5 separate regions of the Homo sapiens genome follow, and regions 1, 3, 4 and 5 are each linked to region 2. The links are chromatin loops, found by intact Hi-C in ENCODE. Cell type or tissue: MCF 10A. All regions are shown on one strand. Region 1 has its middle 35 kb from the start of FTHL17. Region 2 overlaps DMD (dystrophin). Region 3 overlaps DMD (dystrophin). Region 4 overlaps DMD (dystrophin). Region 5 overlaps DMD (dystrophin).

Region 1 (5,000 bases), 390 kb after region 2:
CATGGTGGCGCATGCCTGTAGTCCCAGGTATTTGGGAGGCTGAGGCACAAGAATTGCTTGGAGGCGGAGGTTGCAGTGAGCCGAGATTGCACCACTGCACTCCAGCCTGGGTGACAGAAGTGAAACCCTGTCTCAAAAAAAAAAAAAAAGAAAGGAAAAGAAAAAGAAAATTCTGTATGCCATCATTCCAACATTAAGGAATGACAGCTCAATAACAATGATAATGATGACCATAATAACAGTCTGATCCAATGACATGGGCTGTGCCAAATCTCATTATGAATCTTTTGTTAACCTGGGCCCTATTGCTTTCAATATTAGATGATGTTTAAGTTTCCTTCACGCTCTAACAACCTATAATTTTACTTTGAGGTTTAAAGACAAGTGCATATCACTGTGAACCGGGAGCCTTGACACTAAGGAGAAAGAGCAGAGAGGTAAAGTCAAGATATTCAAAAGGAAGAAGAGGAAAGGAGAGAGGAGAAGAAAGGGTACCTTTGACGCAAAGCTGCCAACTCTTGGAAAAAAAGGGTAGACCACAAAAGCATGCACACATGCACAAAACCCTCATTATTTTTCAGCTACCGCCTATCTAGATCAGCTGCTGTTAAGCCCTGCATTGCTGACATGAGTCAGAAAAGTATATGCTGTAGTCTAGCCGAGATTAGGGGGTTTGCTTTGTATTACACCAGCTTCCAACTACTATTTCACTGCAGCAAAAATGACAGATGAGGGAAAAACACCCCACCCTACAACCTACGGTGGTGTTTAACATAGGAGATGTGCTCCATCTGCTGGTAGAGACGATGACCACAGGCAGAGAGGCAAATACCATAAAACAGAATAAAGACACTCATTTTAAACTGGATTCTGATTGTTTAGATAAAAAGGGCACCTTTTCTTTAAAACACACACACACACACACACACACACACACACAAGAAAGAAGAAACAAAGAATTAAAATCATGACATTTACAAAGACAGAAGCTATGAAGGAAAAGGGGAAACAGACTGGACAGAGATACAGTGGGAGAAGAAGCATAAAAAATAGGCAAGAAAGTGCTGAAATAGCAAAACTGCAGGAAACAAGCTATTTGCTCATCACTTTAACACAGAAGCTTTTTTAAAAACCCCCACAGGATCTGGAAATAATATGCCACGTGCCATGTTGTAGATGCTTCATTTATATTATTATAAGAAAATATTTTGTAGGGATTCTATCCACATTGACACGATTCACTTGAGTAAGGCCAAGTCTTAATATAGAATCATTATACATTTTGTCATTGTCTGGGGATGTACAGACAATAGTGCTGACACTGAAAGTTCGCAGCAATTTGGAAAAGACTGGAGGGGTTGAGGCATGACCAGCCCTTCTGTGCCTCTTGTGCATATAGTTGGGTCTCTAATGACAACAGCTGTTGCCTACCAAGCCCGTCACTCTTTCCAATCATGATTCTTAGGCGTCTAAAGAATCTGATACTTTTTTTTCTCAAACAGAGCTATGTGCTTTTTGACATGCTGATGAATATTTGACCATCACTTCTCACTTACAGGCATTGACAGTGCAAGTCTGCAGTGTATTCTACAAACAACTTTTTTCACATCTCATAGACTTGCCTTATCAATTGGTCTTGTAGCTTCTCAGGATAAAGAAAGCAGAAAAAGGAACACTTAGGATCTACTAGGCACCGGGCTCAGTGCTTCATAGGCTAGTCATTTAATCTTCACACCAGTCTTATGGGAGTCTTTCCAATTGTCCTTATTTTGAAGCTGTCAAGACAAAGCCTCAGAGAAATTAAAGAATTGCCCAAATGCTATTAACTCATAGATCTGGAAAGCTGACCAAAGGAAATATCATGTGTGGACTTTCTAGCATGAAAATACGCCATGCTGGGAACACTCAGTATCATAATAGAAGCCAGTATTTCTCAACTTGTAGAGCTCAGGCCATGTGCATCAGGATTCCCGGAGTTCCTTGTCAAAAATGCAGACCCCTAATCCTCAGCAAACTGGCTGAATCTGAATCTCTGGTGGAGCCCTGGAATCTGCATTTTAACAAGTGCCAGGAGATGACACATTAAACAAGTGTCAGAGATTCTCATTAGATTTGGGAACCATCTGATATGAGATAAATGAACAAACAGAAAATCCATGCTGGGATACCAAAGATGTGGTTTTAGAATTAATGGCATGGCAGAGGCTTTCTCTATTTTTACAGTTCAGGCTGCTGTGCCATGGGGCACAAACATTATTGCTTGTTACCTGGTTAAACTACTCAGATTCTCTGAGCCAGTTTACTCATCTGTGGAAAGGGAATCATAGCTTTTGTCTCACATAGCTATAGTGAGGTTTAATGCATGTGAAAACACTATAAATTCTAAATAGCTCTGTGGTAAATTGTAAAATATGATAAAAAATTCTCCTGCCCCCTACATCCATACCCTTGCAAGATTGATGTCACAGCTCTTCCCATCAAGACGCGGGGCACTTGCCTCTATTTTCTGAATCTGGACTAAGTGATTTGCTTTGACCAGTGGAACAACAGCCAAGCAACATGACTCAAGCAGAGGCTTGAAGACTCTTGCATTTTGGGGTTTGCCCTCTTCCTGTGCTTGAGATCCTGAGGCCATCATGTGACTGAGTCTCAGTTAGCTTTCTGGAGGATAAAAGGCCACTTCAAAAAGAACCACAGTCAGCCAGCTAACAGCCAATATCCAGCCAACTGCCGGACACATTAAGTGAGGCTATTCTGGCTCATCTGGCCACCTGCTGGAACTTCCAGCTAACTGCAGACTGATGAAGGAAACCAGCAGAAATCAGTAGAGCCAGACTAGACCAGAAGAACTTCCCAGGAAGCCTGCCAAATTATGAGCTAAATGATTGTTGCTTAAAGCCACCATGTTTTGGGAAAGCTCGTTACACAGCAAAAGCTAACAGACGTAGGTTCAGGCACATGCTACTATTTAAGTTATCTAGTATTTTGAGCATGGGTTCTGCGGTTTTCACAGACATTGCCCAGAAGTGCAGACTACAGATGAGCAGACATGAATGCACAAATTTTCAGTCAAGTTATTTCATTCTATGGGCACAACGCCTACCGGAAATTGTTTTACAATATCTCCTGAGCGAAGCATCCTATAAGTAGCAGGGAGGTGGAATGAAAGAACCTCTCCCTATTATCCTAACTCATTGTTTTCATAAAAGAAGTTCAGCAGCCTTATACAGAAGGACAAATAACCTAACTTTTCTCCAAGCTGACTGTCAATAATAATCTAACTCCACAAAAGCATGCATAATCTGCTGCATACCTTCCCGTGCACACACTTTCAACACCCTCCTGCTGGCACCAAGATAAATGGCTTCATCAAAGGCAGCCATGGAGCCTTGCAACCTGTTGAGGCAGAAAAGCTTCCTAGGGGATCAGAAACATCCTGATGCCTATATCAAACATCCTCACTGCCATGTGAAGCATCACTGTGCAGAATACATTAAATAAACCTGTAATGGTGAACAGGGCAGGATTGTCCTACGCCGTTCGCCCCGGGAGTCTTTATACTATGATTAAATGCCTTTGATAGGCATTTTCAAAGTGTGTTGTTCCTCTTGCTAAGTATGTTTGGCGAGAGAACACCATCATCTGGAAACAGTATCTGAGGGATCTCATTCAGTGAAACAAGGTGCAAGTGTTTTCTGTCAAATCCATTTTCTACAACCTGAAAAGTAAGCATAAAATCAAGAATTTTTAAACCTTTCTTTCATTCTCTCAATAGATTTAGAAATCGTGCAATGAATCAATACAGCCGTTTCACCATTCATTTGACGTAGAGCAAATTGCAACCCACTCTGGAAGTAAGTGGCTATTTGCAAGGCTGATGCACCATATTCCAATCACATACTCATTCTGCACCCCACACACTTTATTAGATGGTTTGGTGGCTATTGTTGTTTGAGAATAACCACATAACCCATTTTCTTAAATCTATCTGTAAGCTGTGTTGAATCAGGTTGATATCTTAGAATGCCACTGGGTAATCCAAAATAAGTCTCAGGCTCCTTCTGCTTATTATGCACAGGATTGAATATGTTCACTTACACTGTAGAATCTCAAATGCCCTTTTGAAAGCCTAACAGATTTTCTGGATATAATTTGGAATTTTAAGCTTCATTCAAAAAAAATCAAAATTAGTCTAAATAAAAAATCACCATTAAGTCAATTAATGTGAGTTCTAGAACCAGGATCTTACTGAAAATTTGCTCATATCAGATCAACTGCCACTGAACCATGGTTAGTTAACAATAAGCTTTTATTTGAAAAGTAGATAATAAAAACCAACTGAAGTTGTGGTAGAAATATTTAGGTGCTGGATACAGTCCTGTGGTTGGAAGTGGTCCAGGCAACAAATAATGAATCCCCACCAGAAGGAAATGAATAACCAGTAGAGAATGAAGAAATAGAGAAAACCATCATGTGGGCACAACCAGAGGAGAGAGAGGCAAGCAGATGATATTTGAAGCCATGAGCATGGTGAGCTCTCCCCCGAACATTTATAGAGTGACAATAGAATATTGCTAAGGACAGCACTCCAAGGAGCATCTCTACTAAAAGTATAGGAGGAATATACTCAGTATGAGAGACAAGTGGCCAGATAGGTAGGAGGAAAACCTGGGTGCCCTGTATCACCAAACCAAAGGCAGAGAATGTTTCAACACAAAGAAGATGCCAAGAGAGCAAGTAAGGAATTAGAGGAAGGAAGTCTATTGAATTTAACAAGAAAAATTATTAGTGACTTTGACCAGAGCTGTTTTTGTGGTATGGTAAGCTCAGAGATGAGACTGTAGTGGGTCGAGGAGTCCATAGTAGGTAGAAAATGAAGAAAGCAAGAGTAGACAATTGTTTTAAGAAGTTTAGCCATAAAACATGTGGGAGAAAATGGAAGAAACGGAAGAAGTAACAAGAAGAGAACATAGGATTGGGAAGCCATGCTAAGAGTGGGA
Region 2 (5,000 bases):
TTTAGTATGCATCAGAATCCCCTGGGGGCTTGTTAAACTACAGGCTGGCAGGCTGCTCCCAGCGTTTCTGATGCAGTAGGTCCAGCGTGGAGTCCGAGATTCTACATTTCTAGTAGGTTGCCAAGTTATGCTGCTACTCCTGTGGTCAGGAACTGCACTTTGAGAACCACTAATCAAAATAAACTGAAGTCCAAAGACCATCAGACCTAGAGCTGGTTAATTCAACAGATTAGCTATATCAAGACTTGAGGTCAGCTTCTCTGGGATTCTCTTGTCTTTTTCCTCATGGTCCCAAGATGGCTTCCCACTGCGCCAAGCAACATATCCGCAGACAACAATAACCAAGGCAAGAAGGAATAAGGTTCAAGGATAACTGTATTGTGTGCGTGTGTGTGTGTGTGTACTCATGCCTGTGTGTCTGTGTTTGGAAAAGCAAACGTTTCCCAGAAGCTCCCCAACAAATTTCTTCTTATGTGTCAACTAGAACTGGATCTCACTGAACCTCTTTAAGCCAATCACTGGCTATGAGAAACAAGCTTACTGTGATTGGCTTAGACCAGATTTTAATTTTTTCCTCAGAGCTGTGTCCTTTGTTGCCCAATATCTGAACATAATTGAGCTTCTTTACCAAGGAACAAGAAGTAAATAGCTGTTAGTTAGGCAAATAGCTGGGTATGTCCACAAATGGGTTCTGAAACAAGTGTGATTATAATGAGGTTCAGAATTGAAAATATTAGTACAAATGCTAGTAAATAATGTATGATATTGGCTTTCTTATCACCATTTGCAACAGAATAACAGTCTCATGAAGAATTTGGCACAGCCATTGTAGAAAAAGTGCCTTTTCAGAGCTCACAGTATGCATGTACTCATCTTGCTTTTATTATACCTGTATATGGAATTGCAAGCTGTCCCTTCAGGTAATGAAATTTAGACAAGTTGGAACCTGTATAACAGCAAATCAATACTGAAATTATAGGCAAAGCCTGTACTTGTGCAGACTAACACATAGGATAGAAAGACTTTGTGATCAAAATTCAACAAATCCCACATTTATAGGTATCCAACATAGAGAGAAAACTATATATAGTGGTGTGTCTTTTTATGTGTTTGCGTTTTTCTCCTTATTCATTCCTGAAAGTGTATTTTCTTTTAACAGACTCACAACTCAGCTACACCCCATATGCCCACAGTCAACACAGTGGAAAACTGAGTTGTTTATTTGAGCCTCAAGTCATCCAAATACTTCGTTAAACGTTGTAGTAAAAGGTCTCCCCTGAATTCAAGGAGGATGCCCTAAGTTTTCTGCATCCTTTTGATAGAGGAAAGTATTAACTAATGTCAGACTATCTGTTGTTTTATTTTCCTTTACAGCACTAGATTTTGTTAAGGACATTGATAATTTTGAAAGAGAAGCTAAGCTAAGGTGACAAATATATCTTCTGTTGGTCAATATCTAAAATTATGTATTATTTCTTTTTTGACTACACCTTACAGTGGTTAGTTTGCACTTTACGTAAAAAACTGATGTCTACCATCTTCCATCTTTGTAAGCACCATCCAGCCTAATAGTTGTTGGTTTGAATAATGCCACAAGCTTTGTCCAGAAACCAAAAACCTGATTTCCAAAGACTAGTCTATGTAGCTGAGCCCTTCATTCCATAATCATTAAACTATGGTTAGGACACAGTATCCAGTCTCCCCTCAACCTTGTCCAATCACAGTCTATGCAGAGATCATGTAACTCGATTAAAATCTAGAACCATAGAGACATTTCCCTTCCCTGGGGCAAATGGGAATTGCACATGGGGGAAAATGGTGTGGATAAGCAAAAAACGGAAGTTTCCAAAGTGCAACAGAATATTGATAATTTTAGTACATTTCAACATACAGTGAGTGTAATGACGGCATTTTCCTACTGCTTCCTTAGTTGTGAAGATTTTGTTTTTTCTTCTGGGTTCACTGCCGGGAAAAGAGCAGAAAATGTTTTAGAGCCTCTGCCAGCAGAGGGGGCATTTACCATTTGTGCATAAGGTCTCTGGCACTGTGCCCTGGGGTTCTCTTTTCTATATGTTTCTAACAGTCACACACAGCAGTGTGACTGTTTACAGATACTTTACCGTCTTCTCTGATTGAAGCAGGGACTGGTTTGCCAGCAACTTTTGGTTGTTTTTGTTTTTTTGAAGACCATGCAACTAACAGATGTTTGTTGTTGGCTCCATATCTACATTCTTTGAAAGCTGGAGAATCAAATTGCTGACATTCAGACAACACTAATTCCCATATCCAGGGAGCCTAATTTGCCGTCCCTGAGATCCTGATTCCTGGTGTTCACGGGTTTAAAAACCATTTCAGTGACACAATATAAGAATGGGCTTGGGAGATGCAGCGCTGTCTCCACTAAAGATAATCACATTTTATAAACATCTGCGTCATTACTGGTATGATTCATCTCTAAGCTGTATACAGCTGTGTTTCCAGTTTCAATTAACAATCCCTTAATTGCATATCCATCTCATGTTACTAATTTAGTTAATTTATTCATAATTAAGAGTATTCTGTTTTCTACCAAGGTTTGTCGAGCTCAGAACATTATAAAGAAAAATATTTTAAGGCAGCATCTCCGAGGGATTTTGTTTCTTATAATCACATCACAGTAAAATGTCATTCATGCGCCCAAAGGAAGATGAATTGCTAAGGGATTTTTTTTTCCAGTAAAATAAGAAGCTTTGGGAAGCTGCAGTGTGTTGTGTTTTTAAACCAAGTTAAATGCGATGCATTTTGTTCTTTTCTTTCTCCTTCCCTGACATCCTCTCAAAAAAATTATCATTTTATTTGTATTATTGCTTAAGTATCACAGCAAATCCAGTCACCAGTGCAAATAAAACTGTCATTACCCTGTCAGGTAATGGTGTCTCTTAAAATCTAAGCTATAAAGTCTGTACATTTTAGAGGACATTAAGATCAAGAATTTTTAAATTGCCTAAGTCTAAGCAAGTGGAGTACACCCTTGTGGAAAATGGAAGGCAGATGAAAACATGATGCCAGGCAGTGAATTCATTTTAGTTTGATCTTTTCTACAAAAATACATATATCCGTGCAGCAAGAGTCTTGCCTGTGTTAGTACATGTGTCTGTGTGTCATTCAAAGCAGCAATAACAAAAAATTAAGACCATTTCTCACTTTGTTTATTGTTCAAGAACTCCCACCTATAGCCTTGACCTGTGTTTGAGCTTAAAAAAAAAAAAAGTCTTATAACTGCCCAGTGGTTTGGAGATTTTACACAATAGAAATAATAAGCCATCTTTTGCCTCACATGAATTCTACTAAAATCAAAACTCCATAGGATACTTTCCAAAGTAACTGGTGAAAGGAAAAGTGTGGTAGTATAGGTATGCATATTATCCCCATCACTTTATTTCTGAGCTCTTCTATTTTTTAAAAATTTTAATTTGTATCTTAAAAGGGCAAAACATAAGAAGAGGTAGGAGTATTCTAAATTTCAGTGACAACAAATTCATTTATTTTACAATTTAACCATTGCCCGTCAACATTTACTTAAAATTTCAGCATGGGAGGTTTTAAACACTTCTAGAGTCCCATCTTACCCCATTTCCACGATGCTTTTCTTCTCCATGTGTTGCTGCAGTTTAATATTGTCTGCGTGTTTTAATATGTTAAACGAGTTAAACATAGAGTAGGAAGTTAAAACTGTTAGCAGCTATATGTTTCCCAAGATTGATGAAAATTCAGGTAACACTCCAACCTGTTAAAGATACCTGCAATCTGGCCAGGTGCGGTGGCCCATGCCTATAATCCCAGCACTTTGAGAGGCCAAGGCAGGCAGATCACCTGAGGCCAGGAGTTCGAGACCAGCTTGGCCAACATGGTGAAACCCCGTCTCTACTAAAAATACAAAAAACATTTAGCCGGGTGTGGTGGCATGCACCCATAGTCCCAGCTACTCGGGAGGCTGAGGTGGGAGAATTGCTTGAACCCGGAGCCTGGGTGACAGAGTAAGACTCTGTCTCAAAAAGAAAAAGAAAAAAAAAAATATATATATATATATGTGTGTGTGTTTATATATATATATATGTGTGTGTATATATACATATATATATGTGTATATATATATGTGTATATATATATATATATGTGTGTGTGTATATATATATATATATATGTGTGTGTGTGTGTATATATATATATAGAAAGAGAGAGAGAGAGAGAGAGAGAGAGTAAGCAGGGAGGGGTTGAAGCCAGAAAAGACTAGAAATTATCTAGGCCAAACCCTTTAATTTATAGATTAGGAAATAGTTTCTGGTTGACTTAGCTGAGACGTTCTCATTTGTTAAAAGCAAGATCAGAAATCAGACACAATTCAACGCTCTTCACTACACCTTGTTTTTCTCTTTGTGGAAAACAAGACGTATCCTGTTCAAAAATTTATGCTGTTTATCTGAAAGCCCAAAATGCCTGTTTACATCATATTTTCCATTTTGCAATAGCAGCTCATTTTGGGGATTATTTTCTGATGAAATCTCTAGGTTTAGTTGTACTTGAATATCTTTTTATCTGTACACACTGGAATATGCATATAATAATTGATAGAAATGTGGATTTTAAAAGTAGAGATGATCATTATTATTTTATGATCCTTTAAGTTAATAAAATTCACCTAGAATAAAATAAACAAGTTTAACTAAAGTTCTCGCATTTTCCCAGAAATCGTAGACTAGAAACTAGTCTTATTTGCTTATTTTATTCCAAAGCTTATTTTACCTCTATTATTTTGTGGTTCTATAAAATATTTCTGTGTATTCCTCCAAAGAACCTCTTGGAAAAGAAAGTAAACATCACATCTGAAAAATAGCTGGGCATTTTTTCATTATCTCTGCAAGGGGAGGGGACGTGAAAGGCAACCCCATATAGAAACTCAACTCCCTGCTTTTTACAATGAATGAAGTTTTTCCACTGCACTGTCAGAATGGTAATTCTTG
Region 3 (5,000 bases), 140 kb after region 2:
TAAATGACTTTATTAGTCTTAGGCAACACATTTCATTTTGCATTGGATAAAGATGCTTCTTCAGTAAAGTGTTCATTTATAGCATTGAGAATCTTGAAATATAACCGGTGTCATCAAAGGGTAGGAAGGTAGAGGCACAGAGAAGTGATTAATCACTTTTCCCTCCAATGAATGATCTACTGTCAAGTTCAATAATCATATTTCATCTATAAAGAGCACTTTGAGCAAAGCCTGTTTTGCACACGTCATTACATTTGATTACAATTAAGTATAAATATATGCCTATTATTTAGCTCTAGTTAAAATCTGCAAAAATATAGAAGGCTTGTGGGTGATGTAAATTGGAGATTTGCATAGGTTTAGGGTACAATATTAGAAAACACTGTAGTTTTATTTTTGCTTTATGACTAAAAGGCACTAGCTATGTTATCTCGTTTGTTCACCAAACTAAAAAACAACAGCTAAAAAGCAATGTAACAAATTTCCTCTAACCTTCTTAACCCATCCACTGCTGTCGCATGACTCTCACAAATCAGAAATAAAGAACCATTTCTCTACTGAAGGTCATCAACTCATTTGAGGGCCATAGATCAGTAAAAAATAACTTAGTCTGAGACATTCAAATCACTTGCTTTTTAGGTAAATATTTTGGCTTTTAAAATGACACAAATCTGACCAAAATGTTACTCAGCTTTATGGGAACGGGATTCTTTTCTAGATAATCTTAGGGACGATCTTAACTCATATTGTTTTTGTTCAGAGACTAGGTCTAATTTGTTAGAAGTGCTGCCATGGGATCTCATTCTACTCAACAGGAGTGCATTCTTCTTATCCAGTATCCACTAAAAGTCACTCCTCCTCCCATGAAAAGAGTTGCCAGTGGAAAACTCAGAGAAAACATGGGAAGGGATTGGTGATGTCATATAAGGAGATTAGAAAACATTTTTTTAACGTTTAAAAAGTAAAGAGATGAATTTTAAAATTTACAAACCAATAAGTTTGATGTTGATGAGCAACAAAATCCTGGAAAATGACATCGTACTGATTATTAATGATTACATAGGATAACATGCTGCTGGGAATCAGCGTGATACTCTCAAAATCTGCCATGTCACATGCACCTCATTTTCATTTTTTTTATGGCTGCTTGATGGTTAGATGAGAAGACTGTTAGAGACAGCATAACTTAGGATTTTACACCACATTTTTCAAGTTCTCTTTTGAGAATATTGGGTACAAGATAAAGAACAGTGGGGCTGGCTAATAGGCTGAATTTGAAGCTGATTAAATAATGACATCTAAAGAATGTCAATTAATAGATCTAGATCAACACAAAATAGAGTCTCTGTCGTTGGCCCTGCCTTTGCACATGGCTGTTTCTTCTTCAGTCATCTCTTAAGCTCAACTCAGCCCTCTGCCTGAAGACCTCATTTGGCCAGTTTTGCCCATTCATTACTACTGTGAACTCTCTTTTGTTATTTTTTTCCTGTTTTATTCTGAGAATGGATTGAGCTAGATATGTGGAAGTTATGGGAAAGCATATTTTAACTAAATATTAAAGAAACTTTTGTAATCGAGCTCTCCAAAAAATAAAATCCGCCACTTTGAAAAGCATTAAACTCCCTGTACAGTAGATTTTCAAGACTGAAATGACTGTCTCACCCCTAAAGGCAATTTCTGTATTGGATGAGAGGATATAATTCATTAACCTTTAAGGTCACTTGTGAATCTAATGTTTTGATATTTTCGGAATTAATCAGAAGGGAACTGACAGCATGACCTGAATCTGTCCTATATTTATGTAAACATCCTGTGTGATGCACCTCATTCTTTGTGCAGTTGTATGCATTTTTGAATGTTAAATTTGATTTTAGGGCAAACGCTTTTTTAAAAAAATTTTAAAATAAACTTTATTAAATAAAAATTTACACACAGTAAACTGCCTCCATTTAAAGTGGTTCAGCGATTTTTGGCAGATGTGTACTTGTGAAACCACCACTGCAGTCAAATGACAGAACGTTCTTACTCCCCCAAAAGCCTCCTTGTGCCCCTTTGCAGGTCATTTTTCCTTTCACCCCTGATTCTAGGCAACCACTGATCGTCTTTCTCTCACTGTGTATTACTTTGCATTTTCAAGAATTTTCTATAAATAGAATCATACAGTATTTTTGTATGTATCTGGTCTCTTATATTCAGCATAATGATTTTGTTTCCAGCTTGAGGATATTATGAATAAGACTGCTAAAAATTGTATACTTGTTTTTCTAAATACCCCTTATAAAATCTTACTTTTGAGAAGCATATTACTAAAATAACTTCCCAGGTTATATGTGTATTTGTTCTTTCTGTTCATTTCAGCATTATCTTATTAACAAGCAACTGGAGGACATGCACCAAGGATAAATTGACTAGGTGCTAACTGAATTTGTGAGAAAGGCCTAGTTTCTAACGTTCTTTCTTGGGAGCAGATGTGTAACAGCTACTTTTGCTGTATAACAGACCAACCCCAAAACTTACTGGCTTAACACTGAGGTCAGCAAACATTTTCTGTAAAGGACAACATAGTAAACACTATAGGCTTTGTGGAGCACTTTGCATCTTTGTTGCACATTCTTTTTCTTTTTACAACTCTAAAAATGTAGTCATACTTAGCTGAGAGGCTGTACAGAAGCAGGCCATAGACCAAATTTGAACAATAGTTCATAAACTCTATAACACAATGGCCAGCCATTTACTTAGCTCACTATTTGATGGGTGGATTGGGCCATTTATGTGGTGTGACCAGTTGTACTACTGTTTGCCAGGCATGCTTATGCATCTGTAGTCAGCTGGCAGCTGGATAAGCTATCGTGACCTGACTCATATGTCTGATGGTTGACAGGCTGTCATCTAGGAACAGATGCAACTAGGTTTGTGTGTATCTCATCATCCAACATGCTAGTTCAGGCTAGTTCACATGGAAACTTCTCAGGTTTCTGCTTGTGTCATGTTTGGTAGTGTCCATTAGCCGAAGCAAGTCATGTCATAGGGCCATCCCAGATGTAAGGAGTGGGGAAAGACTCCACCTGTTGGTGGGAAGAGATACAAAGGCACACTGCAAGAGCTGGACACCAAGGAGAGGGCTAGAACTTTTGGCCATGTTGCAAGATATCACAAAATATTCAAGAAAAGTTACAGGAAGGTTCCTCTGTGGACTAAATTCTCTTCTGAATTTAGATGTAGGTAAAATGGAGTGTGCTGTTAAAATTCATGCTTTGTGAGTAATCATTGCTAGGCTAAACTGTTTGTGGCTTCACAGCCAATGGTAGACATACAGCATCCATAATCTAGTGCTTTTAAAAATATAAGAAATACTGATTACAAACATAGTTAACCACTTATTAGTACTGGGAATTTAATGAAAGCTGCTGTGATTAAATACTGAAAAAAGAAAGATTGTGGGTTTCCTTCTGGTAACTTTCAAAGCTGGTCACTCTTTTGAAAGGAATTTTATTCTTAAAGCTGTTATTTTTACTCATAATATGCTTAATACCCCCATGGCTGCAGACTGTCTAAAATGTTCCTACAATTATATGAGAATACTTTTAAAAATCATGATAATTATCAGTCTTCATGGACACTTATTCAGATTAATTTCCCCAAGCACTTAATAGGATGAATTTATAAGCATTAAATAGAATGGGGACCATCCAGCCCTAAAATGTGACCATTCTGTCAGGCACACACTTGCCAATTTGTTGGCGTGGACCTGAGCACACTAGCAAGGACTTTGAATTAGGTCTCACTGCAAGATGGAAGCAGAAGGGCATTTCTCAGTTTATGTTTTGAAGTGTTTTGTTCAGACAGGCAACGTGCAGTTGTGTATAGTAGTGTGAGCTACCTGTTACTCCCCTTAACAATACTTTTAGCAGCAATGTTTTTCCTCCTGCAATGTGACAATATCACCATGCCATTTGGAAGAAAACAAAAAGGCTGAGTGATTCCTGGTATACTCCCAAACAGCCACCCAAACGAACAGCTGGCAGAGAAGACACCCCCTAAAACTTGGAGCAGATTCTCAGCCCCTGCAGCATCTCATGTGGTTAGAACTTCAGACTTGATGAACGCCTCCCCAACTTGCTCCCCCTCCTGAATCTTTTAATCCTCCTCCAGTCTCTTGTAATGTTCCAGCCCTTACCAGGGAATAAGACTGCAAACTGTCTTCCGTCAACTTCTTTCCAAATCCTAGTCTAGAGAAATTATAATGATGCATGATTGTCCAGTGGGCATGTATAGTTTGTCCATTTCTTTATGTAGTAAAGCCTGTAGCTTTCATCTTTTTTGCCAATCCACTATAAAAATTAATTTTATATGTCATCCTGGTACACACACACACGCACACACGCATCTATATCTGTAAATCTTTTTCTGTCTATTCATGCTTGTATGATTGAAAGAAAAGTTTCACAAAACATTACTTACCCATACCAAATAGTACACTTTCATATTTTTTTTTTTTTTTTAATTTCAACTTCTATTTTAGATACAGGAGGTACATGTACAGGTTTGTTACATGGGAACATTGCATGATGCTAAGGTGTGGGGCTCATGACCTGTTACCCAGATTGTGAGCATAGTACCCAATAGGTAGTTTTATAACCCATTTTCCCCACTCCAACCTCTACACTGTCATATTTTCTATTCTTTTCTGTTTCATTAAGAACAATACTGGTAATGATCCACTATATAGATTTCATGACGTACTAAGGGTTCATGACCTGCAGTTTGAAAAACACTGTAGTTAGTTTTATCTCCACCTCAGGCCAGGTCATCAGAAAGCTGCATTCTTAGACCACTTTGCCTTGGCCCCCATAAGATTGCCTCAACTCAGGTGTACCTCGGCATCATGTTCCTGGCTTATGTCGAGGGGCACTGAAAACTGCTGAAGGGATTTTTCTGAAAGTCGACACCATGCAGTGTCTCCCACCTTAGATCCCATGCAGATCTGTTTATTCAATCTA
Region 4 (5,000 bases), 240 kb before region 2:
ACAAAGGCAATCTTTTTTTATAAGCTAGTGCTCACAGTATTTTAAATTTCTTCACACACCATGATCACCACACAAGCAATTCCCTGTGGTGTACACCATTGTCAATGGAATTCAGAAAGAGAAAAGGGTGTGTGTGAAGTCTGTTGTATTTTTGAATTTACACTCCTTCTGAGGTCTGGAGTTATCCCAGTAGTAAATTTCACAGCAGTAGGCAAAGCTGGTCAAGGTCATGGTTCCTAGTGTGAATGACACTTGGGTAAAACCCAAGGTGGGCGGGCAGAATATTACCGTAGGAGAAAGGGAAAACATTCTGTGTGGGGAATGTCTTTAAGAAGGGAGAAAAAAAAAAAAGGCTACCTTTGAGAACCTTTGTGTTTATATAAGGGCCTGAGCCCCCTCAATGTCAGTCAAGGTCAGTGGGAGTTTTACTTTTTAATCCTACATCCTCACAAAACCTGGGCAGTATTCAGTGAGGGTTAGCACTCAGTCAAGATTTCCTTAGGTATAACAGTCCTAACTTTCGCTGTGAATACAATTTTGCAGAAAAATATATGGCACGCGTATTTCTACCTTTCAAGCATTAAAGTACATCAAAAAGTTCTGGTTTGACGTCAAGCCTCACTCTTTACTACCTTGTTTAGTAGGAAATCTGTCATTTAACTCTAGCTTACTATTTCTTTCAGAGATTTTGGAAAATTCTAGGATATGTTATAATTTATAATTTTAGGCATTTTTATGATCTATTGATTATGTTTTTAGATTCATTGGCACCTTCTGCATTTTATGTTTTTTAATTTTAACAGCTTTATTGAAGTGTAATTGATATACAAAAACTGCATAAAATTATATGGGCTAGAACATGTGCATATACCCATGAAACCATCCAAATGGTATAACCTCTTATATCTAGACTTTTCAAACAGGAACCTATGAGTGATGGGTGGCTTCCAAGGTTATTTAACTTGCTTGAGTAAAATAAATGATTTTAATTATATATTTACTAAAAATTTTGTTTTTATTTTGTATTCCTGAGCTTTTACATATATGCTCTGATACTGGTCCATCATAAGTATTTTATTAACAATTCAGTGTTTTATAAAAGGAATTCATTTGAAAAAAAGGTAACCAAGTTATTGGTCTCAGTTTTGTGGATGTTCATGCTATTAATTAGCAATTTAATAGATGAGAGATAATAAGCTCTTCTTTTAAAATGCAAATAGCACCCTCTGGATACTAAGGGCCAATTACATGTTCTTTCGTATCTTGGAATACATTTCTTTTATCACTTTAGGTTTGGCTTAAGTGAGGAGGAGAAAGAAAGAAGTGGTAATTTTGTACCCTAGGATATTTCTAGAAAAGGCAAGCCTTTGGCAGAAGTTCCCTCAGAAGGGCTTTCAAATAGTGCGAGGATCTGAAAAGTGGAGAATAGAAACTGTAATGCTTGATAAAAGGAGTATGGAAGAAAAGGCAGGCATTCCACGCGGATAAATGTTAATTGTTTTGTAATAGCAGCAACTATGCTCTGTGCCTTTAGACACTGTCCTCTGCTTTCATAGCAAAAGTCAGTGATATTGGCATTAGCTTCTTGATAATAGTTTGGTAATCTGGGTCTATTTGCTATATGCAGTAAATACTATTACTTGGTTTGATTCTAGGATGTTTTAGTTAACTGAGAAATTACATTATATATAGATTGTATATGTTCAATAGGAGTTCACCAAACACGCTGAAATTATGCTAAGAACACTGTTTGATTTTTATTCTGTAAATATCATACTAACGCAAAAGAACAAATATTAAAACAAAAATGATTTTTCTCCTCAGAAGCATTATTTTCAATTTCTTCCATTTCGTGTTCAGCTCATGATTATGTATTCTTAGAGATAAACACAGTGTAGTTAAAAATTGTGTTCTGTTTTTTACACAAGAAAATTGTGCTCTTTTTACAGTGATTACTGTGCACATTTGCTACATATTGGACCATTGGAATGATGTATTATGTTCTTTTAATGTCCCTGCATTAAACATCGACATTGTTTCTCTTTTTTTTTTTTTTTTTTTTTTTTTTTTTCCGAGATGGAGTCTCACTCTGTCGCCCAGGCTGGAGTGCAGTGGCGTGATCTTGGCTCACTGCAACTTCCATCTCCTGGGTTCAAGCAATTCTCTGCCTCAGCCTCCCGAGTAGCTGGGATTACAGGAGCCTACCAGCACACCCGGCTAATTTTTATATTTTTAGTAGAGACGGTGTTTCACCATCTTGGCCAGACTGGTCTTGAACTCCTGACCTCGTGATCCACCCGCCTTGGCCTCCCTAAGTGCTGGGATTACAGGCATGAGCCACCGCACCCGGCCTGTTTCTCATTTTTTTACTGCTTTGGTTAATGAAGATTTTAAGTCATATAGTATATTGATCTTCTTTTGAAGATTTTATCAGGATAAAGTACCAAAAGTGAGATTATTGAGTCAATGGGAATAAGCATTTGTATGTCACTTGGTATCTATTGCCAAATTGTCCTAATAGATAACGGTCCCCAGCAGTAATACGTGAATGTGCTAGTTTTACTGGTCTTTTCAGCTTTGGATTTTATTTTTTGTTAATTTAATTGGTGTCCAATTGTACCTTTTCAATTTAATACTCTATTTTTTATTACTTGAAAGTTAACTTTTTTCTTTTTAAATAAAATCATCCCACTCTTTCTCTTGTTTGAACTACCTGTTCCTATTCCTGTGTCCATTTATCAATGACTTAACCCATCCTATTGAATTTGATATAACTATCTTAACAATTAGTATTATCTTAATGCTTAGAAGCCTCCTCTCTGCACTTGCAGAAATGTTTAATAGAAATTTCAGGTTGATATGCTTCGAGATAAAACCTACCATTAATTGACTTCTTTCTTTGAAATATGTTTCAAGTGATGAGATAGCAAGTTTGAAAACACTGAATTGCCAAAGACAAACAACGAAGAAAATGTAGGTGATTTGGTTTAGTAAGATTCTTATATTTTGACTTTTTTTCTAATTTTAAAGTAAGGTATTCTAAAAGTATTTTGATCCTTCAAAAAATTCGTGACTAGAATAACAGTACTATTCTTTTGTTGTTCAATATTTTCTGTATGCAGGTTTAGTTGAACGCCAGTAGATGGCACTAATTACATAAACAATTCAACAAGTTAATGAAGAGGGAAAGAAATGTATGAGGTTTTTTTCGTTCAAATGTTGTTATATGTCACATATTCAACAATTATATATGAGCTTATTTTTGTAGTTTTTTTCTCTTGTGATAAAAACAATTAAGCCCACTTTATTGCCAATTAATTGCTACTAAGTTGAAATACTTGATACTGGTTATTGCTCAAGATGCTGCATTTGAAAAGTTTGTCCTGAAAGGTGGGTTACCTTATACTGTCATGATTGACTAAATCATATGGTAGGTTAAAAGCAATCTAATATATGTATTCTGACCTGAGGATTCAGAAGCTGTTTACGAAGTATTTTAAGACACTCCAACTAGAGATTTCATAAAAAAAACTGACATTCATTCTCTTTCTCATAAAAATCTATAGCAGTTGGCCAAAGACCTCCGCCAGTGGCAGACAAATGTAGATGTGGCAAATGACTTGGCCCTGAAACTTCTCCGGGATTATTCTGCAGATGATACCAGAAAAGTCCACATGATAACAGAGAATATCAATGCCTCTTGGAGAAGCATTCATAAAAGGTATGAATTACATTATTTCTAAAACTACTGTTGGCTGTAATAATGGGGTGGTGAAACTGGATGGACCATGAGGATTTGTTTTTCCAATCCAGCTAAACTGGAGCTTGGGAGGGTTCAAGACGATAAATACCAACTAAACTCACGGACTTGGCTCAGACTTCTATTTTAAAAACGAGGAACATAAGATCTCATTTGCCCGCTGTCACAAAAGTAGTGACATAACCAAGAGATTAAACAAAAAGCAAAATACTGATTTATAGCTAGAAGAGCCATTTATCAGTCTACTTTGATAACTCTATCCAAAGGAATATCTTTCTATCTCATCATGGCGCACACTGCCTTACCTGTTATCTGATAAATAAGTCACTTTGGGATTCATGATAGAGTTATAGCTGTACATGGTCTCATCCTAGTATCTCACTCCACACACCCAATGGGAAAATTTGTGGAGGGCAATATGACTCGTCACTTCATTTCCCATTATATATGAATGGAAATTAACAGCGCTTATAGACAGTATCTCCTCAAACTAAGCCTTGTATCCTTATTATACCTCTCTTGATCTCTAGTGCTTTTTTCACTAGCATTTATTCCAATCATAAATAAAAATATAAATTATGTAACTAATTGTTAAATATTTGTCCTTTAAATTAATCTAAATGCCATGAGGGCAGAGATTTTGTCTTTCTCATTTGATACATCCCCAGGTCCTGAACCACGTGATATAATAGGGAGCTAGTAAATGTTTTTTGAATGATGACTCCCTTTGCAGAATGTACAATTACCTTGTGCAAGCTGAAAAAATAGCACCTGTACAATATGAGGAAGACCACGGTGAAAAATAATTGAGTTCCAAAATATGACATCAATTACTGAAAAAATAAGCTCGGTGATTTTTAACAAGAAGTAAAAGTCACCACTGGGGCCAAAACAGATTTTGAACTAAGAGTAGGAAGTCTTAGGAGAAATGAGATAATGATATATGGAAATTAAGCGGCCAACTAAATTTTGAAACTGAGCTAGACATTAGAGAGTAAAAACTCCTGTGAAGCTGAATTTAAGCTGGTCACCCTGGGGAATAGAGCAACTCTAATCCTGAATTCCAGACAGTAGGTGTATAGATGGAAAAGACCATGGAAAAGAAGATTCAACCTAAAGTTGGGAAGTTTTAATTGGAGCCCTATGAAAAAGACCCTGGTGGAGAAAGGGCAAACTTGAATATGGAGCTGATATTTGGAAAAATTCTCATAGTAACTACTTTTTCTCAATGGCAAGGCTT
Region 5 (5,000 bases), 210 kb after region 2:
GGTGGGTTGGAGAGAGCCCAAACCATAGGGCTAAATATACTGCAGTTGATAAGTGTGACAAATATTCTGCAAACAGTAAGAAATAGAGAACATTTTGCCTCTATTCAGCAACTAAAGCACACATTATAGAGATTTGGTACAGGCTGGAGTTGTGTGAATAGTCACAGTTTCTGGACTCGCCCTCACCATGACAAACCAGGTGAAAAATGCACCGCCTTCTCTGTAAATGCACCTCACCTTTTGATGGTGCGCTAAGGGTGACATTAGATAGGCTTCAGTTGCTAAAGAAGACTCTCAGGACCCACAATAACATGGCTTACAAATCCGCGCTCTATTGCCAGAAAAGGCTACATTACAAGAGCATTACTGTCAGGATATGGATCCACAGCCACAGGCTGCCTCCACAGCAAGGGGGTCTCGAGAGGCCAGTGTAATTATTTTGCCACTGTCCTACAAAAATCTACTTTTTCTATATACCATGTATTATTTTTCACATAGGTTAGAGGCCATGTCTCTGTTAGTTCTGAGTTTAAGACGTCTTGAGGACATGGCCAAACTAATTTTCTCAGTTTATATGGTTTGACAGATATTAGTGCCCAAGAGAGGTCTCATAACATGACCCATCTATCTCCCAGGGGAAATACTGTAATCTTGTTTAGCTGTTACCCACTAGGGAAAGAATGGTTTTCTCTCAGTCAGATGCTAAAGAGATTAAAGAACACCTCGTAGGTTCCGTTTTCTAGTAATTATTGGTTCCATTCTCCAGCTATCAACCTTGGCAGCTTGCCATCCCTATCCTTCCTCCTGGAATTGGATGCCCTTGAAGTGCGCTTCTTGCACTAGGAAGTCTTTCTCGTCAGTTTATCATTTCTCATTCAAAGCAAATTCTACCTGGCCAGGTATCTCTAGCCCAGTTCCTAATTCTCCTAATAGAAGTTTCTTTTATTTCAAGTGGATTCATGCCCCTTGGCCCACCAGACATGTTGCCATTGAGAAATAGCAGCTTTAATGGGAAATACACATGAGACACAAAAATGTGACTAGGCTAAAATCATATGAATAGTAGTCACTCCTAAAAGGACTTTGGTTTGGGTATGTCACAGAAATTTCTGTAGCCATCCATATCCAATTTCTAGCTTTTCAGTCTCAGGAAAGTAGGCCCACCAAATTCAACTTAAATATCTGTCACTGATTCAAGCTGTCCCAATTGTCCCTCCACCCACTAATGGCTTTCCACACGGAGTAATGGGGCAAATAGCTATTTTTTTAAACACATAATGTTATGACAGATGAAACATACAGCACGTAAGCCTTCTATCACATGCCCAATACCTTTGTTAAACCTTCATCATCACAATTGATGGCCACACAGTGTTTATTGAGATTGTTATAAATCATTGTTCTTCAGATTTGACTGGGTAAATATTCCCTCAGGTTATTTCCTGACACAGCTGATTAATAACAGATATGTCCTGTGAAAGAAGAACCAAAAGACATTAACGAATACTAACCAAAAGCCACATTAATATTGCTCCATGGTGTTGTAGTCGCAGTTAGAACGCCCATCTCGTCATCCAGTGTGTTGGATAGGTTGGCTGACTCTCCCACTCACATCTTGGCTCTTTCAAGGAGGAGGAGGTTTTAGCAGAGTCCCCCACCCCAAGAGGCATCTGAGTCTAAGCCAAGGGAGCATATTATTCTCTTATTTTAAACCTCTCCGTAGGCAGCAACATTATATTAGGTTTTCCCTTTAAAAAAAAAAAAAAGTATCGGCTGGGCTCGGTGGCTCACGCCTGTAATCCCAGCACTTCGGGAGGCCGAGGCAGGCAGATCACGAGGTCAGGAGTTCGAGGCCATCCTGGCTAACACGGTGAAACCCCATCTCTACTAAAAATACAAAAAATTAGCCAGGCGTGATGGCGAGCGACTGTAGTCCCAGCTACTCGGGAGTCTGAGGCAGGAGAATGGCGTGAACCTGGGAGGCGGAGCTTGCAGCGAGCCGAGATCGCGCCACTGTCCTCCAGCCTGGGTGACAGAGCAAGACTCGGTCTCAAAAAAAAAAAAAAAAAAAAAAGAAAAAAGAAATAAAAAAGTATCTTTGGTGGTTTCCTTCCCCTTGCAACAATCTCACCTTTTTCCTTTTATCATTAATTTTAAGCCAAACCTCTTCCCCAGCTACACACACACACCACACAATGCAGACAGTCCCCAACTTGTGAAGTTTCAACTTAACAATTTTTTGATTTCACAGTGATGCAAAGTGATATGCATTCAATAGAAACTCTACTTCTAGATTTGAATTTTGATCTTTTCCAAGGCTAGTAATATGCGGTATGATACTCTCTCCCCTTGCTGGGCAGCAGCACTGAACCTCAGCTCCCAGTCAGCCACAAGATCATGAGGCTAAACAACTGACACTTTACTGTGTAAGGTGTTGCTAGACAGTTTTGCCCAACTGTAGGCCGATGTAAGTGTTGGGAGCACATTGAAGGTAGGCTAGGCTAAGCTGTGAGTTTCAGTTAGTTAGGTGTATTAAATGCATTTGTGACTTAAGATATTTTCAACCTATGATGGGGTTGTGTGATAGCTTCAATTAGGCAAGGCACAAGGAAGGAGTAATCCATTCCATTGATCCTTGTGGAATGCTTGTGCTTAAGTACCAACTAATAGCCATAGTATCTTATTTTGGAATATTACCAGCCTTTGAAACTCTTAATTGTAGCCCCAGTTCAGGGACTACTAGGTCTGGCATCAAAAAAGAAACCTGTAGTGACATAGGGAATACCTGTAAGTGCCCCACTTGAATTATCTTTTTAATTGTAACTGGTCTCACAGGTGTAGCCCATTTCTCAAAAATGATAGTTGCTTCAGCTTTTTGGTTGGGACTCCACCTGCAGGCCAGAGAGGGTGAAGCCCAGTGGAAAGAAATTCTGAACTTAACATTAGCTTTTGGATTTTTTTTTAGCAGCCTTGCCATCAGTTTGCAATTGCCTCCTAATCCATTTTGTTAGCTCCTTAGGTTCAAGTTCTCTCACTTCCAGATTCCACTAGAAAGTTACACCATCAGTAACCAATTTCAAAGCCTGTGTTACTTTTCAACCAAGCGTAGCTTGTTGAGCAACTTCAAAGGTTCTTTTTCATCCCTTTTATCAGAATCTTCTTTTTTTCTTTCTAAATAATGCCTCAGTCATACTTTTAGCTAAGAATGAGTTGGAGGTGTTCTAAACAATCTTGCTTCTGACACTCACTGCCCTGACAGTGGAAGTTAAACAGGGTTCAATTGCTAAAGAGGACTCACAGGAACCAAATGACAGTGCTTACGAATCTAGAGTTCCTTGCAGAAAAAGGATGCAATATACCCACAACATTAAAACAAGAATAAGTGTCACAGCCACAGCCTGCCTCACAGCATAGGGTCCAGAGAGGACAGGTGCAAGCTATAATTGCCCTCTGTCTGCAAGAGCCACACCACGATGCATTTTCTCTCTTGGAACAAGAGCTACTGATGTGAGCACAGAACACCTTGGAAACCAGGGAGCACAAATTGGAGTTTCAGCCAGGGTTTCTTATATCCCGTGGGTAACCTAGGCATACTGTTCCTATGTAACCAGCCTCAAACTCAGTGGCTTCCGTTGGTCTGACTGTGCCCGGGTAAAAATGGTCAATGTTACTGTTAGCAATAAACAATGGTGATAACCTGCAACCCATGGCTACACTTCAACACAGTAAGTCACTTTGAAAAGCAAGTGCTTTGACCAGGGCTCTGCACTGTGTAGATATTTTAGCAAGTCATCTCGTGCCAACTCCAGCCTCTCTGGAATTAACCCTTACTGCACAGACAACTACATCAAAGTGCATTGACTTTCTTGAAGTGCAAAGATTTGCTTGGGAGGTCCCTCAGCCATAAGTGTAAGTTGCCTGTAGAGTGGCATGCCTGGGCAAGAAAAATCAGCAAACATACAGCAGTTCTTCCACCATTACTCACCTCTTTCTGTTTCTGTGCTAATTAGATCACAGAATTATTTATACATCAACATAGAATATACAGATTGACCTATAGGATGAACTTGGGGTTATATGGGCACCATGAGACTTTTTTTTTCTCCACTAACCAACTTTTTGGTGCTTCTGTTTTATCCTACTGTTGTCATTAGCATGGAATGCAGAATGGTTTTCCTGTTCTGTAAAGTCAGTAAGGACACCTTCTGCCACCCACTTTTCCCCCTTACAATATGTACCTCCATGAGAAATCAGAAAACCTAGATATCCTGCCATAACACCCAGAGTGAGTCTCCATATCTCTGGTCTCAGTTGTCTCAACTGCAAAATGATTTTAAAGCAACCTTCTGGCTCTAAGAGTCTATCACTCTGTAAAAGACAAAAAAAATCTGTCTTACATAGGAAGGAATAGCAAGAGTTAGCTACTGTGGCATACATAGAAAGGAAAAGAATGAGCTTTTGAAGCTAGAAGGTTGAGAAGATGATTAGGCACAACCAGAGCCTCAGGAACCATTAGTGGGATCCCTGTGTTGAAGTCCTGCCTGCTCGCCGCCCCCCAACCGCCACTGTCTGCTTTTCCTGCACAGCAAAGAGGATCCTGGAGAGTCAGCCATTTCTTTTATCCTGTCCCCACCCTCTCTCACCCCCACAGCCCTCATGCATAGGGTACCACCACATGGTCCCTGTTCTTCAATGGCTTCAAAGCCTATAGCATCCTCTACTGTAAACATAATTTAGAAAGTGAAGATGTATTAGAATACTTGGGTTTTTATGTAGCTTTAAAGATATATCTACTAGTGAATACACACAAACACACACACACACACACACACATACACACACACATATATATATATATATATATAATATATTTAATGGAAATTCCTAGCTTAAGGAAACAATGGTTTCACACAACTGTATCTGCTGGTTGCTTATTGAGGGTCCTAGAAAGAGCTAATCATTACATTTAATGTTTCATCAAAAAGTCTAGGTGTGTTCTC

The links. A loop is a pair of places that touch in the nucleus more often than their neighbours do. Peaks named below come from ENCODE experiments on the same cell type or tissue, not always from the same donor. Only the 100,000 strongest peaks of a DNase experiment are listed, where the experiment ranks them.
Region 1: a loop joins it to region 2, with 4 times the contacts of the local background. A loop is called at or near these places in 15 of 110 quality-filtered maps.
Region 3: it touches region 2 in a loop (25-fold over the local background); 17 of 110 quality-filtered maps call a loop at or near these places.
Region 4: a loop joins it to region 2, with 13 times the contacts of the local background. A loop is called at or near these places in 8 of 110 quality-filtered maps.
Region 5: a loop joins it to region 2, with 11 times the contacts of the local background. A loop is called at or near these places in 16 of 110 quality-filtered maps.

Annotation. Positions count from the first base shown.
Region 1 is chrX:31,034,840-31,039,839 of GRCh38, reverse strand. No RefSeq gene overlaps it. Among named protein-coding and RNA genes, the nearest start is that of FTHL17, 35 kb to the left of the region's middle. In MCF 10A, CTCF peaks have their summits at 801 (motif pointing left) and 2,775; a DNase peak (open chromatin) is centred at 2,769.
Region 2 is chrX:31,421,098-31,426,097 of GRCh38, reverse strand. The region is part of intron 60 of DMD (dystrophin); the gene reads left to right. Among named protein-coding and RNA genes, the nearest start is that of FTHL17, 350 kb to the right of the region's middle. In MCF 10A, a CTCF peak has its summit at 2,003 (motif pointing right); a DNase peak (open chromatin) is centred at 2,027.
Region 3 is chrX:31,277,518-31,282,517 of GRCh38, reverse strand. The region is part of intron 62 of DMD (dystrophin); the gene reads left to right. Among named protein-coding and RNA genes, the nearest start is that of FTHL17, 210 kb to the right of the region's middle. RefSeq lists an enhancer at 2,912-3,206. In MCF 10A, a CTCF peak has its summit at 3,024; a DNase peak (open chromatin) is centred at 3,037.
Region 4 is chrX:31,656,711-31,661,710 of GRCh38, reverse strand. It overlaps DMD (dystrophin), which reads left to right. Exons shown (of 79, transcript NM_004006.3): 54 at 3,567-3,721. Among named protein-coding and RNA genes, the nearest start is that of FTHL17, 590 kb to the right of the region's middle. In MCF 10A, a CTCF peak has its summit at 3,109 (motif pointing right); no DNase peak of the experiment used is centred here.
Region 5 is chrX:31,212,012-31,217,011 of GRCh38, reverse strand. All of the region lies in intron 64 of DMD (dystrophin), which reads left to right. Among named protein-coding and RNA genes, the nearest start is that of FTHL17, 140 kb to the right of the region's middle. In MCF 10A, a CTCF peak has its summit at 2,871 (motif pointing left); no DNase peak of the experiment used is centred here.